2 separate regions of the Homo sapiens genome follow, and region 1 is linked to region 2. The links are chromatin contacts, found by Hi-C or POLR2A ChIA-PET in ENCODE. All regions are on one chromosome and are shown on one strand. The core of a region is the stretch at or near the end of the contact, and the rest is flanking DNA. Distances in the headings are between cores, read along the strand shown.

What was found. Hi-C counts contacts between places; a loop is a spot of excess contacts on that map. ChIA-PET counts read pairs that join two places held with the same protein, here RNA polymerase II (POLR2A). Pooled maps may share reads with other maps.
Region 1: a loop to region 2 is called in a pooled map, with 2.8 times the contacts of the local background. The contact joins the enhancer-like site here to the promoter of GPR157 in region 2. A Hi-C loop is called at or near these places in 4 of 50 pooled maps. POLR2A ChIA-PET finds 5 or more read pairs at or near these places in 2 of 52 experiments (A549 and HCT116).

Annotation. Positions count from the first base shown.
Region 1 is chr1:8,886,137-8,892,673 of GRCh38, reverse strand. No RefSeq gene overlaps it. Among named protein-coding and RNA genes, the nearest start is that of ENO1-AS1, 11 kb to the right of the region's middle. Within about 2 kb of position 2,598, at least 32 of the 41 ENCODE cell types and tissues checked have a DNase peak (open chromatin) inside an H3K27ac peak, as active enhancers do; they include HCT116, where a contact is called at or near this core.
Region 2 is chr1:9,124,958-9,131,213 of GRCh38, reverse strand. It overlaps GPR157 (G protein-coupled receptor 157), which reads left to right and starts at 2,112. Exons shown (of 4, transcript NM_024980.5): 1 at 2,112-2,569. The coding sequence starts at 2,187. RefSeq lists enhancers at 235-324, 615-734, 755-824 and silencers at 1,526-1,845, 1,906-2,255.

The DNA of each region.
Region 1 (6,537 bases), core at 1,349-3,848, 240 kb after region 2:
TGCAGATGAAACCATAGGGAGTTGAAGCTGTCTTCTTGTGCTCAGTCAGTTCCTGGGTGGGGGCCACAAGATCAGGTGAGCTAGTTTATCTATCTGGGTGGTGCCAGCTGATCCATCAAGGCAGGGTCTGCAATGTTTCTGAAGCACGGGTCTTAGGAGCAGTTTAGGGGCGGTCAGAATCTTGTAGCCTCCAACTGCATGACTCCTAAACCTTAATTTCTAAACTTGTGGCTAATATGTTAGTCCTATAAAGGCAGTCTAGTCCCCACCTCTTTCGTTTTGGGAAAGAGCTGTTATCCTCTTTGTTTTAAACTATAAACTAAGTTCCTTCCAAAGTCAGTACAGCCTATGCCCAGGAATGAACAAGAACAGCTTGGAGGATACAAGCAAGATGGAGTTGGTTAGGTCAGATCTCTTTCACCGTCTGAGCTACGATTTTGCAATGACAGTTTCAATATTCTCCAGAGCATCGGCACCTGCTGCCACTCTAGGCATTTACTGGCTTGTCATCTGCCTCCTGCACCAGAGCGTAAACACCATGAAGGCGAGAACTTTGCCTTGTTCTCTGTTCTATTCTCCATTCCTAAAACAGTGCCTGGCCTGGCATTTAATAGGCCCTCAGTAATGTTTGTTGAAGAATAAATAAATCAACCTTGATCTTCAGAGGAATGACAAGATAAATTTAGAGTGTGTAGCTTGAATCGTATTTCAACACAAATCAGAAACCAGAAGTATTGCTACCCCAGTTGACACTGTCAAGGAAAAACTTCTCCTTTATTAGGTTCAGCACTTAGAGTATACAAATTAAATTGACAAACGACAAGTTAGCAAGAGAAAAGATCTTTATTCATGTAGGTATAGAAGTTCACAGAAAAATGTGACCCAAGGAGGCAGTTAGAAATTGGGGCTTAATAAGGGAAGGACCCCTAAGGAAAAACAAATGACTTTTAGTAAAAATAAATGGGTCCCAAAGAGAATAGCTGGAAGATATGATGGTTTTGAAACTGCCTTTGCCCAGATTGTGACAGAGTGAGAAGTCTAGCCTGGCTGACTCCATCTTGCTTCGAGCCTCACAGGCTGGCTGTCTTCACTCATCCCTGGGCATAGGCCAAGCTAACCACGGGAGGAATTCAGTCTATAGTTTAACTTTGAAGCAAAGATGATAATAGTCCCTCTCTAAAACTAACCCCCTTCTTGCTCACGGACAGAAAACCACCTTTGACCACCTTTGCAAAACTAATGAAAGTCCACAAGATTAGGATTATGGGAGGGGCCTGAATTCTGTTAAAATGTAGGTGCAGGGCCAGGCACAGTGGCTCACGCCTGTAATCCCAGCACTTTGGGAGGCCGAGGTGGGTGGATCACCTGAGGTCGGGAGTTCGAGACCAGCCTGACCAACATGGAGGAACCCCATCTCTACTAAAAATACAAAATTAGCCGGGCGTGGTGGCGCATGCCTGTAATCCCAGCTACTCAGGAGGCTGAGGCAGGAGAATTGCTTGAACCTGGGAGGTGGAGGTTGCAGTGAGCTGAGATCACACCATTGCATCCAGCCTGGGGCAACAAGAGCGAAACTCCTTCTCAAAAAAAAAAAAAAAAGTAGGTGCAATTTGTTTGTTTGTTTAAGGCAGGGTCTCACTCTGTCACCCAGGCTGGAGTGCAGTGGCACCATCATAGCTTACTGTTGCAGCCTTGGCCTCCCCAGCTCCAATGAGCCTCCTCTCTCAGCCTCCAGAGTAGCTGGGACTATGGGTGCATGCCACCATGTCCCACTAATTTTTAAAAATTTTTGTAGAAGGCAGAGCATGGTGGCTCACATCTGTAATCCCAGCACTTTGGGAGGCCGAGGCGGGCAGATCACTTGGGGTCAGGAGATCGAGACCATCCTGGCTAACATGGTGAAACCCCATCTCTACTAAAAATACAAAAAATTTGCCAGGCGTGGTGGCGGGCACCTATAATCCCAGCTGCTCGGAAGGCTGAGGCAGGAGAATGGCATGAACCTGGGAGGCGGAGACTGCAGTGAGCTGAGATCGCACCACTGCATTCCAGCCTGGGCGATAGAGCGAGACTCAGTCTCAAAAAAAAAAAAAAGAAAGAAAGTACTCACAGGGTGGGAGCAGGCTGAGCATAAGGGCTCAAAAGCCCTGTTACAGAATTTTCTGGGGTTTAAATACCCTCTAGAGGTTTCCATTGGTTACTTGGTATACACCCTAGGTAAATGAAGAGGATGAAATAAAGTTACAAAATCATGTACTCGGCATATGCCCTATGTAAATAGAGAAGATATTTCCTGTCATAGCTGAAGTGTTCCCATTTGATTTTTTTTTTTTTTTTTTTGAGAGAGCGAGACTCCGTCTCAAAAAAAAAAAAAAGAAAAAGAAAAACAAGAAGCACTGGCAAGACATAAGCCCCTGCTTAGGGAGTTCGGATCTGAGGACCTGGCAGGAGAGGGAAGAGCCTCTGTCCAGAAGGAGCCCAAGGACACCCTGAGGACAGGACCGAGAGAGGAGCCCTGGCACTGGGCCTGGGATGGCGCCTCTCTTGCCAGGAGTCCGTGCGTAGGCTCCGGGGTATGAGGTCTGGGACTGTGTCCAAACAGGGCAGACTAATTGGGAAGTAACAGAAGCATCTTTGTCTTTGCGGAACTTAATTTCTGTGGTTAATAGAATAAGAGGCAGGAGCCTGGGATGTTGATTCTTAGCCTTGTTTCTTGTCGTTGTTATTTTTTTAATCTTGAGGTTTCACAAATAATCTCAGAGATATTCTAAAGATCTTAAACGAATGGAAAGTAAGTTTAGTTTGCTTTAAATATATATTATACATATATGCATACATATATGCATATATATAGTGTGTGTATATTGTGTGTGTGTGTGTGTGTGTTTACGGTAAAGCCCCGAACTGCAGCCTTCAGATGTTGGAATTCTCCAGACCCTCCTACAGAGGGCCCCCAGCCTCTCCAGAACAGCCCCTCCTGAACCAAGATGACATGGAAACACCATGTCATCTTGGAAATGGTTTCTTCTCTGAAACTGAGATGCCCTCGGCCTCCCTGGGAATGCTCTCTGTAGTCGTCCTCATCTCTGGAGCCACAAAGACTAGGTCTATTCCCTTTATTGCATAATAGTCCTTCAGTAAGTGGAGTTCAGATCTCAAGTCTGCTCTCTTCCTACGGGGACTTGGGGAGGTGTGTTCCTGTGTCCCTCACATCCTGCTTCCCTAAGAGGGGCCCTATGTGTCCTTGTTACTTAGAACCAAGGACCCTTCCCCAGAGTACGAACTTCACACTGGACGTGATTCTCTTTCTTTTATTATGTTTTTGAGGCAGCCTCTCGTTCTGTTGCCCAGACCAGAGTGCAATGGCGCAATCACCGCTCACTGCAGCCTCAACCTCCTGGGCTCAAGTATTTGTCCTGCCTCAGGCTTCTGAGCAGCTAGGACTATAGGTGCATGCCACCATGCCCGGCTAACATTTTAAACTCTTGTAGACACAAGATGGGGTCTCACTATGTTGCCTAGGCTGGTCTCAAACTCCTGGACTCAAAGGATCCTCCCTCAGCTTCCCAAAGTGCTGAGATTACATGTGTGAGCAACCACACTCTGAGTGATCCTTTTATTCATTTGTTTGTTTTGTTTTACTTTTTATTATTATTATTTTTTTTTTTTTTGAGACAGTCTCGCTCTGTCACCCAGGCTGGAGTGCAGTGGTGCGAACTCGGCTCACTACAAGCTCCGCCTCCCGGGTTCACGCCATTCTCCTGCCTCAGCCTCCCGAGTAGCTGGGACTACAGGCACACGCCACCACGCCCGGCTAATTTTTTGTGTTTTTAGTAGAGACGGGGTTTCCCTGTGTTAGCCAGGATGGTCTCGATCTCCTGACCTTGTGATCTGCCCACCTCGACCTCCCAAAGTGCTGGGATTACAGGCGTGAGCCACCATGCCCAGCCTATTTTTTTATTTTTTGAGATGGAGTTTCACTCTTGTTGCCCAGCCTGGAGTGCAATGGCGTGATCTCGGCTCACTGCAACCTCCGCCTCCCAGGTTCAAGCAATTCTCCTGCCTCAGCCTCCCGAGTAGCTGGGATTACAGGTGCCCACCACCACACCTGGCTAGTTTTTATTTTTAGTAGAGACGGGGTTTCACCATATTGGTCAGGCTGGTCTTGAACTCCTGACCTCGTGATCCACCTGCCTCGGCCTCCCAAAGTGCTGGGATTACAGGCATGAGCCACCGCGCCCAGCCTCGTTTTGTCTTCTAAGAGACAGGGTCTCGCTCTGTCACCCAAGCCGTAGTGCAGTGGCACGATCATAACACATTGCAGCCTCTAACTCCTGGGCTCAAGGGATACTCACCCTCAGCTGTTTGAATAGCTGGGACCACAGGCACACGCCACCGCTCCTAGCTAATTTTTGTTGCTGTTGTTGAGACAAGGTCTTGCTGTGTTGCCTAGGCTGGTCTCAAATGCCTGGGCTCAAGCAATCCTCACACCTTGGTTTCCCAAAGTGCTGGGATTTACAGGCATGAGCCACTGTGCCCAGCCAAAACTATCAGCTTTGCTTGCAAATGTATCTGGAATCCAATCACTTCTCACACATCCACTGCCACAACCTACAAGACCTACAGGGCCACCGTGGTCTCTCCCTGGGACAAGGCAAGAGTCTCCTCATCGGCTGGGCAGTGGCTCATGCCCATAATCCTGGCACTTTGGGAGGCCAAGCTGGTGAATCGCTTGAACCCAAGAGTTCTAGATCAGCTTGGACAACAAAGTGAGACTTCTCTCTACCAAAAAAAATAAATAATTAGCCAGGCGTGGTGGTACATGCCTGTAGTCCCAGCTACTCAGGAGGCTAAGATGGGAGGATCACTTGAACCCTGGAGGCTGAAGCTGCAATGAGCTGTGATCATGCCACTGCACTCCAGCCTCAGTGACAGAGCAAGACCCTGTCTTAAAAAAAGAAAGGCTGGGCGCGGTGGCTCACGCCTGTAATCCCAGTACTTTGGGAGGCCGAGGCAGCTGGATCACGAAGTCAGGAGTTCAAGACCAGCCTGGCCAAGATGCTGAAATTCCGTCTCTAGTAAGTATACAAAAATTAGCTGGGCTTGGTGGCACGCACCTGTAATCCCAGCTACTTCGGAGGCTGAAGCAGGAGAATCACTTAAACCTGGGTGCCAGAGGTTGCAATGAGCCAAGATCAAGCCACTGCACTCCAGCCCGGGCAACAGAGCAAGACTTCATCTCAAAAAAAAAAGAAAAAGAAAGAAAGAAAGAAAGTCTCCTTATTGAGCCTCCCTGTTTCAGCACCTCCCACACCCCCGTGGTAGACTGTCTTGGGTTGTGGGGGGTCCTACTATCCAGGCCCGTGGGTAGCCCCTACCACCGACTCTGGGCTTGACCATGGGACCTGTTTTGGCCAATGAGACAGCAGCAAGCAGAGGCCATCTGCACTTGCACACTGGGACTGGCCCTCTTGGATCATTTGTTTTTGGGCTACAGCTTCCATGTGAGAAGCTAGGCTGGACCACAGGTGAGCACACTTTCTCTATAAAGGGCTGGATAGTAAGTATTTTCAGCCTTGTGGGCCTTGCAGTCTCTGTTGAAACGACTGGATTTTGCCATTGCAGCTTGAGAGCTGCCATATACAATATGTAAAGAAACGGAGCCTGGGCAACATAGGAGACTCCGTGTTTACAAAAAAGTTAAAAAAAAAATTTAGCTGGCCATGGTGGTACACACCTGTGGTCCCAGCCACTTGGGAGGCTGAGATGGGAGGATCACTTGAGCCTGGGAGGTTGAGGCTGCAGTGAGCCATGACTGGCAGCACTGCACTCCAGCCTGGCCAACAGAGCAAGACCTGTCTCAAAAAAGAAAGGAAATGAGTGTGTCTGTGTTCCCACAAAACTTTATTTATAAAAACAGAATTTGGACCCTAGGCCATAGCTTGTCAATCCCTGGGCTAGACAGACTACTGAATGATGAGAAGCCATGTGGAGAGACCCTGCAGAGTCAGAGGCTCTAGTAGGTTGAATAATGTCCTCCCACAAAACTTCATGTTTATCCGCAGCCTGTGACTATGACTTCGGCTGCCAAAACACAGCTCCTTAGACTGGGCAATTTACAAATAGTAGACATTTATTTCTCACAGGTCTGGAGGCTGGGAAACACAAGATCAAGGCGTCCACAGATTTGGTATCAAGTAAAGGCCTGCTTTCTGCCCCTGCTCCATAGATGCTGTGCCCTCACATGGCAGAAGAGAAAGGCAGCTCCCTCCAACCTCTTTTATGAGAACCTTAATCCCATTCATGAAGGCAGGGCTCAATCACCTACCAAAGGCCCCACCTTTTTTTGTTTGTTTGTTTTGAGACAGAGTCTCGCTCTGTCACCCAGGCTGGAGTGCACTGGCATGATCTCAGCTCACTACAAACTCCACCACCTGGGTTCAAGTGGTCCTGCCTCAGCCTCCTGAGTAGCTGGAATTACAGGCACCTGCCACCGCGCCCGGCTAATTTTTATATTTTTCGTAGAGATGGGGTTTC
Region 2 (6,256 bases), core at 863-3,362:
CATGCACCTGAAGTCCTAACTACTGGGGAGGCCAAGGTGGGAGAATTCTTAAGCCTAGGAATTTGAGACTGCAGTGAGCTGTGGTTGTACCTGCACTCCAGCCTCGGCGACAAGACCTTGTCTCAAAAAAAAGTTTTGGAAGAATGTAGAGAAATTGCGACCTTCATTGCTAGTGCAAATGTAAAATGATATGTACAGTCACTTTGGAAAACACCTTGGCAGTTCCTCACAAGGTGAAATATAAAGTTGCGTATGGCCCAGCAACTCCATTCCTAGGTATACACATAGGAGAATTGAAAACATACACCCACAAAAAAACTTGTATGCAAATTTTCATAGTGGTATTATTCTTAATAGTTAAAAAGTGTTAACAACCCAAATGTCCATCGGCTGATGAATAATAGCTAAGTAAAATGTGGTATATCCTGCCGAGCGCGGTAGCTCATGCCTGTAATCCTAGCACTTTGGGAGGCCAAGGCAGGCAGATTGCCTGAGCTCAGGAGTTCAAGACCAGCCTGGGCAACACGGTGAAACCCCACCTCTACTAAAATAGAAAAGAAATTAGCCGGGCGTGGCGGCGTGTGCCTGTAGTCCCAGCTACTCGGGAGGCTGAGGCAGGAGAACTGCTTGAAGCCGGGAGGCAGAGGTTGCAGTGAGCCGAGATCATGCCACGGCTCTCCAGCCTGGGCGACAGAGGGAGACTCCGTCTCTAGAAAAAAAAAAAAAAGGTGGTATATCCATATAATGGAATATTACGGGGCAGTAAAAGGAATGAAGCACTGCATATGCTACGATGAACCTTGGAAACGTGCTAAGTTAAAAAAGTCAGACATAAAGGCCACAGAGCATATGAGTCTATTTACAGGAAATGTGCAGAATAAGCAAATCCACGGTAGAAGAGTGGTTGCCAGGGCTGTCGGGGAGAACTGAGGGCTAACAGCTGAGGGATAAGGATTTCTTTTTGGGAGTAATGACAATGTTGTAGAATTACATAATAATGATGGTTGCACAAACTTGTGAACATACTACTGAATTGTTCGGTTAAGAGGGCCAATTTTATGGTATGTGAATTACATCTTAATTACAAAGTTTGAAATTTTTAAAGAAAAAGCCATGCCCTGCCTAGCATTTCATTTTTTAAAAATCACACCTAGTTAGCTATGGTTTTTAAAAAATAGCATGCTTATTTTAAGAAAAGGTGGAAACGCCGGCTTCCCCAAGTCACCACCAACTTGTGAACACGTCGGGATCACGGCTGAAGGAATGAGGATCATACCCGAGAGCTGTTTCTGTTGCTAGTGGAAAGAATGCCTCTGATCCTCACGCCCTTCCACTCACAACACACACAGAAGCTGGCTGAAAAGAGGGAAAGTAATATTAGCCCTAAAAATGCCAGCCCTTCCTCTCACAGGACTGGATGTCCCAGACACCTGGCAAGAGCAGGGGTGGGCCTGGAGGAGCGTGGAGGGACAGGTGCTGGGACCTGGGGGTGCCCTGAGGTAGGGCTTAGGGACCTAGGGGCTTAGGGGCGTGGTGTGAGGGCGTGGGCGGGGCTCAGGAGCCTCGGGCACCGGGTGGAGCTTGGAAGCCTCAGGGGCGTGGCGGGGGCGGGGCTCAGGGCCCGGGGCAACGGGACGAGGAAGGGCACCTGAGCCAGGGTCAGGGCCCGGAACACAGGGGTGTGGCGGGGTGCGTGGGCGGAGCGGGGCGCGTGGGTTAGGCTCTAGGCCCAGGTCTCTGGGCCCTGTGGACAGGGGATCGGGGCGCGTGGGCGGAGCTCTAAGTCCCAGTCTCAACGCGGGGGCACACGGGCGGGGGGGGGGCGTGTGGGCGGGAAGGGCATGTGGGCCGGGGGACGTGTGTCCGGGGCTCGGATTGTGGGCGGGGCTCAGGGCCTGGGACGGCGGGACGGGGCTGGGAGTGTAGGCGGGGCTTAAAGGCCGGGGTACCGGGGTGGGGCGCGGCGCGTGGGCGGGGCTCAGGGCCCGGGATATAGGGGCGGGGCGCAGGGCGTGGACGGGGTTCAGGGCCCGGGGCCCAGATGGGCGGGGGAGCGGCCGGACGCGGGCGGGGCGGGCGCCTGGACGCGAGCCTAGGGCGCCTCGGTGCCCAGACGGCGGCGGCGTGGCCGCACGCGCGGCCCGGCTTCTGTCCTCGCGGCGCTCCGGCTCCTGGCCCCCCACGCCATGCAGCCGTCCCCGCCGCCCACCGAGCTGGTGCCGTCGGAGCGCGCCGTGGTGCTGCTGTCGTGCGCACTCTCCGCGCTCGGCTCGGGCCTGCTGGTGGCCACGCACGCCCTGTGGCCCGACCTGCGCAGCCGGGCACGGCGCCTGCTGCTCTTCCTGTCGCTGGCCGACCTGCTCTCGGCCGCCTCCTACTTCTACGGAGTGCTGCAGAACTTCGCGGGCCCGTCGTGGGACTGCGTGCTGCAGGGCGCGCTGTCCACCTTCGCCAACACCAGCTCCTTCTTCTGGACCGTGGCCATTGCGCTCTACTTGTACCTCAGCATCGTCCGCGCCGCGCGCGGGCCTCGCACAGATCGCCTGCTTTGGGCCTTCCATGTCGTCAGGTGGGTGGCGGTGGCGCTGCTTTTCCAGGAGCCCCCGACACAGGCCGACCCCTCCCGGTCTTGCCCTCCCAGAGGCCGCGTCTAGGTTGGACACCCCCTACCCACAGCAAGCAGTGCCTGCTGGCGCCCCCGAGGCTGTCCTGGGCCAGCGGGAGGAGGCCAGCCTTGCCCGAGATTCGCTCCCTCCCGAAGGAGCCCCGCTGTGCCTGCCCCAGGGCACAGCCCCTTGGGGTAGTGGGGACAGAGTTCGCCCCCAGAGCCGGGCCCTGTTTCCTTGGACGGGGCTGGGGAGGACACTCTGAGCCCCTTGTGACCTGCTTCACTGTGTCCTGGCTGTCTCTGCTGCCCATGGGGAAACAGGCTGGGAGACGAGTTAGGTAACTGTCCCGGGCTGGAGAGCCGGCAACTGCCAGTCCCACGCCACCACCCCACCCCAAGCCACAGTGAGCTTGGTGCACTCCGCCACTCCCGAGCTGCCGTGTCTCTGCTGTACAGTTTACAAAGGACTGTGCTTTTTATTCTGTCTTTGGTCGTTTCTAGCCTCAGGCCCCAGCCCCTTGTATTTCTGTTCTAGATGATCTTGACTTTCCAGAGTTCAGCAATTCTGAGATTGAGGGCAGGGGCGGAGGGCTGGTCTGGGAGTCTCGGAGTCCTCCTGGAGTCTCTCTGAGAGTGGGGAAAAGCCAAGACCTTACTTTGCGATTCAAGCGTCTTTCAAGTAAGCCTCGCTGAAGAGGGTCGGCCCTTCCCTGGGGAATGTCAGGTTTTGAAAATCTCATGGCGTCCTGTGCTGTGCTGAACTGAGGGCAGGAATCCTAGGGGCTGTTTTCCTTTTCTCCTTCTCCCAGATCAGAGCATCAGATACTGCCCTAATTATAGGTCCTTTCTATTAAAAACTTAAGTGCATTCCAAGGACTGCGAGCACAGTCAGCACTTTGGCAGAGACAGGTCACCTGGGTGTCACACGGCAAGGCTACAGGGCTGTAAGAGTCGCTTGACCTTCAGTTGTGCACTGAGGCCGGCTGGTCCTTGAGAAACTAAGTGACCTGCTTCTCAGCTGTACAAGTAAAAAATCTTTGCAACACATCATCCAAACCGAGGCTCAGATGCTGCAGATGGAATAGGGCCCTGCCTTGCCTTGCCTTCCCGGCAGCATCCCATCTGACCCTGTCTGGGTCCCGTGATGGCTGGCTGGGTGTGGGCCCCGAGTACACGGGAGATCGTGTGTACTTGGAAGGAGTCGAGGCTGTACCTCTCTTTGCAAGAACCTGTTCTCTTTCCCTTCTTGTCTTTAAAAATATTGAATACAGTATTTTTTTAATGGTAACAGAACCTGGTCCAGCTTCTGTGGAAAAGAAGGATTGCCCAGCAAACCTGAGTTGGGGGTTTTTCTGTTCGGTTCTCATTACGGACCCTCTAGGGGGGTTTCTGTGTTGTTCAGGAAGGGCTTCTTTGATAAAGAAGTAGGCCCAGTGTGGTGGCTTGTACCCGTAATCCCAGCACTTTGGGAGGCCGAGGCAGGAGCATCGCTTGAGCCCAGGAGTTCAACTGGCCAACACAGTGAGGCTTTGTCTCTACTAAAAATTTAAAAATTAGCTGGGCATGGTGGCGCATGCCTGTAGTTCCAGCTACTTGTGAGGCTGAGGTGGGAGGATCGCTTGAGCCTGGGAGGTCGAGGCTGTAGTGAGCTATGATTGCAGACAGAGCAACACCCTCTCTCAAAAAAAAAAGAAAAAAATTTTTAAAAAATGAAGGAAAAAGAAAAGAAAAAACAAGCAACGTATTCATCTTGTCTGTTGAATGTGACCTGCCTGCATCTTAAAAGAAAATAAAATTATCTGTATCCAAGCTAGAGAGGGAGTTTGACAATTTATTCTCTGGAGTTCTCAGCACTCAGACTTCGCTAGTCTAAGGGAATTGGTTAAACCTGCCTAACAGGTTCATCTGTTAACCTAGATCTTCCCAGACTGTATTGCCAATGACCTTACTAAGGACTCTCCAGTGTATTTCTTTGGAATATTAGTTTATTGTTTGCAGGATCTATTGATGTGAGAAATATCACCTTCAGGCATAGACTACATGATTATCCACTTTTTAACCATTTCATACTACTGGAATTCAGTCCTCTTCAAAGCTTTCAGTTTTAGAAAGTATTTTAAAATACGACAACACAGAAGGTTGACATCCTTATTCTAATGTGCGTTTAGGAATTGAATTGTTTTAAACCCACAAATATCCTGAAAAATGGACAAAGGACATACTCAAGCAAAATAGTAACAGCAGTTGAAAAAATATGTCATATACCATTAATATGCAAAGCAATACAAGTTATAACAGTAAGGTACCATTTCCTCATTTAATTTGAAGGAAAAAAATAGTAAGGCAGAGTTGGGCACGGTGGCTCATGCCTGTAAATCCCAGCACTTTGGGAGGCCAAGGTGGGCGGATCACTTGAGGTCAGGAGTTTGAGACCAGCCTGGCCAACATGGCAAAACCGCGTCTCTACTAAAATTACAAAAATTAGCTGGGTGTGGTGGTGCGTGTCCCAACTACTCAGGAAGCTGAGGCAGGAGACTCGCTTGAACCTGGGAAGTGGAGGTTGCAGTGAGCCACGATCGCGCCACTGCACTCCAGCCTGGGTGATAGAGCAAGTCTCCATATCAAAAAAAAAAAAAAAGGCAGAATACAAACATGATAAATGCGAGTTTCACTGGCATTTTTCTACAGTATTATTGATGGTGTGAATTGAAATAGTCTTTGTAGAAAGTATTTGGTTCATACCCCTTGATCCAATAATCCTATTTACCAAAGCCTAGTCTAATGAGATAATCTAAAATATGTACAAAGCTGTATGTACGAAGGTGTTTGTGAGGCACTTATGGTGAGAATTTGGAAGTGACCTCAAGGTCCAACAGTGGGGGAACAGGAAGTTAAGAGTCTACCCTCCCCTTCTGAAATGGTATGCAGCTCTTTGATACTGGTTTTGAATTCTGTAAGTCATTTTTTTAAATGATATGATTCAATGCGAAGTGACAGAAACCATCGCTAACACTGATTACAGCCACATAAAGGCAGGAGGTTAGAGAGAATCCTGCACGTGCACAAGTTCCCAGGAGAGCACCTGCGTGGCCCCCTTTACAGAGAGAGGAGGGCAGTTTAGACCTCATCCTCAGGAAATCACATTTCAGCATGAGCTGTGTCTGGCCCCTGATGTTTGCAGAGTGCTGTTCCATTCATTAGCTCACTAATCACCAATAACCCAACAGGGCCAGGAGTGGTAGCTCACACCTGTAATCCCAGCACTTTGGGAGGCTGAGGCAGGAGGATCACTTCAGCCCAGGAGGTTGAGGCTGCAGTGAGCCGAGACCACCACTGCATTCCAGCCGGAGTGACAGAGTGAGACCTGTCTCAAAAAAAAAGAAAAAGAAAAAAAAAGTAACCCAACAGAATGGATGGGTGGGGTGATTACCCTCATAGCAGATGTGATGGCCCAGGGCTACATAGCTAGTAAGGTATTGTGGGATCTGGCCAGCAGCCGGCAATGCAATGGGGCTCTCTCTTTGTTCCCAGGCAGATCGGCAGGTCAAGAAATAATAGACACACACAAGATAGTGAAAGCTGGGTCCAACAGGGGGGTCGCCCGCGGTGCCAACAATGCACTGGATATACCAGCATTTATTATTAAGT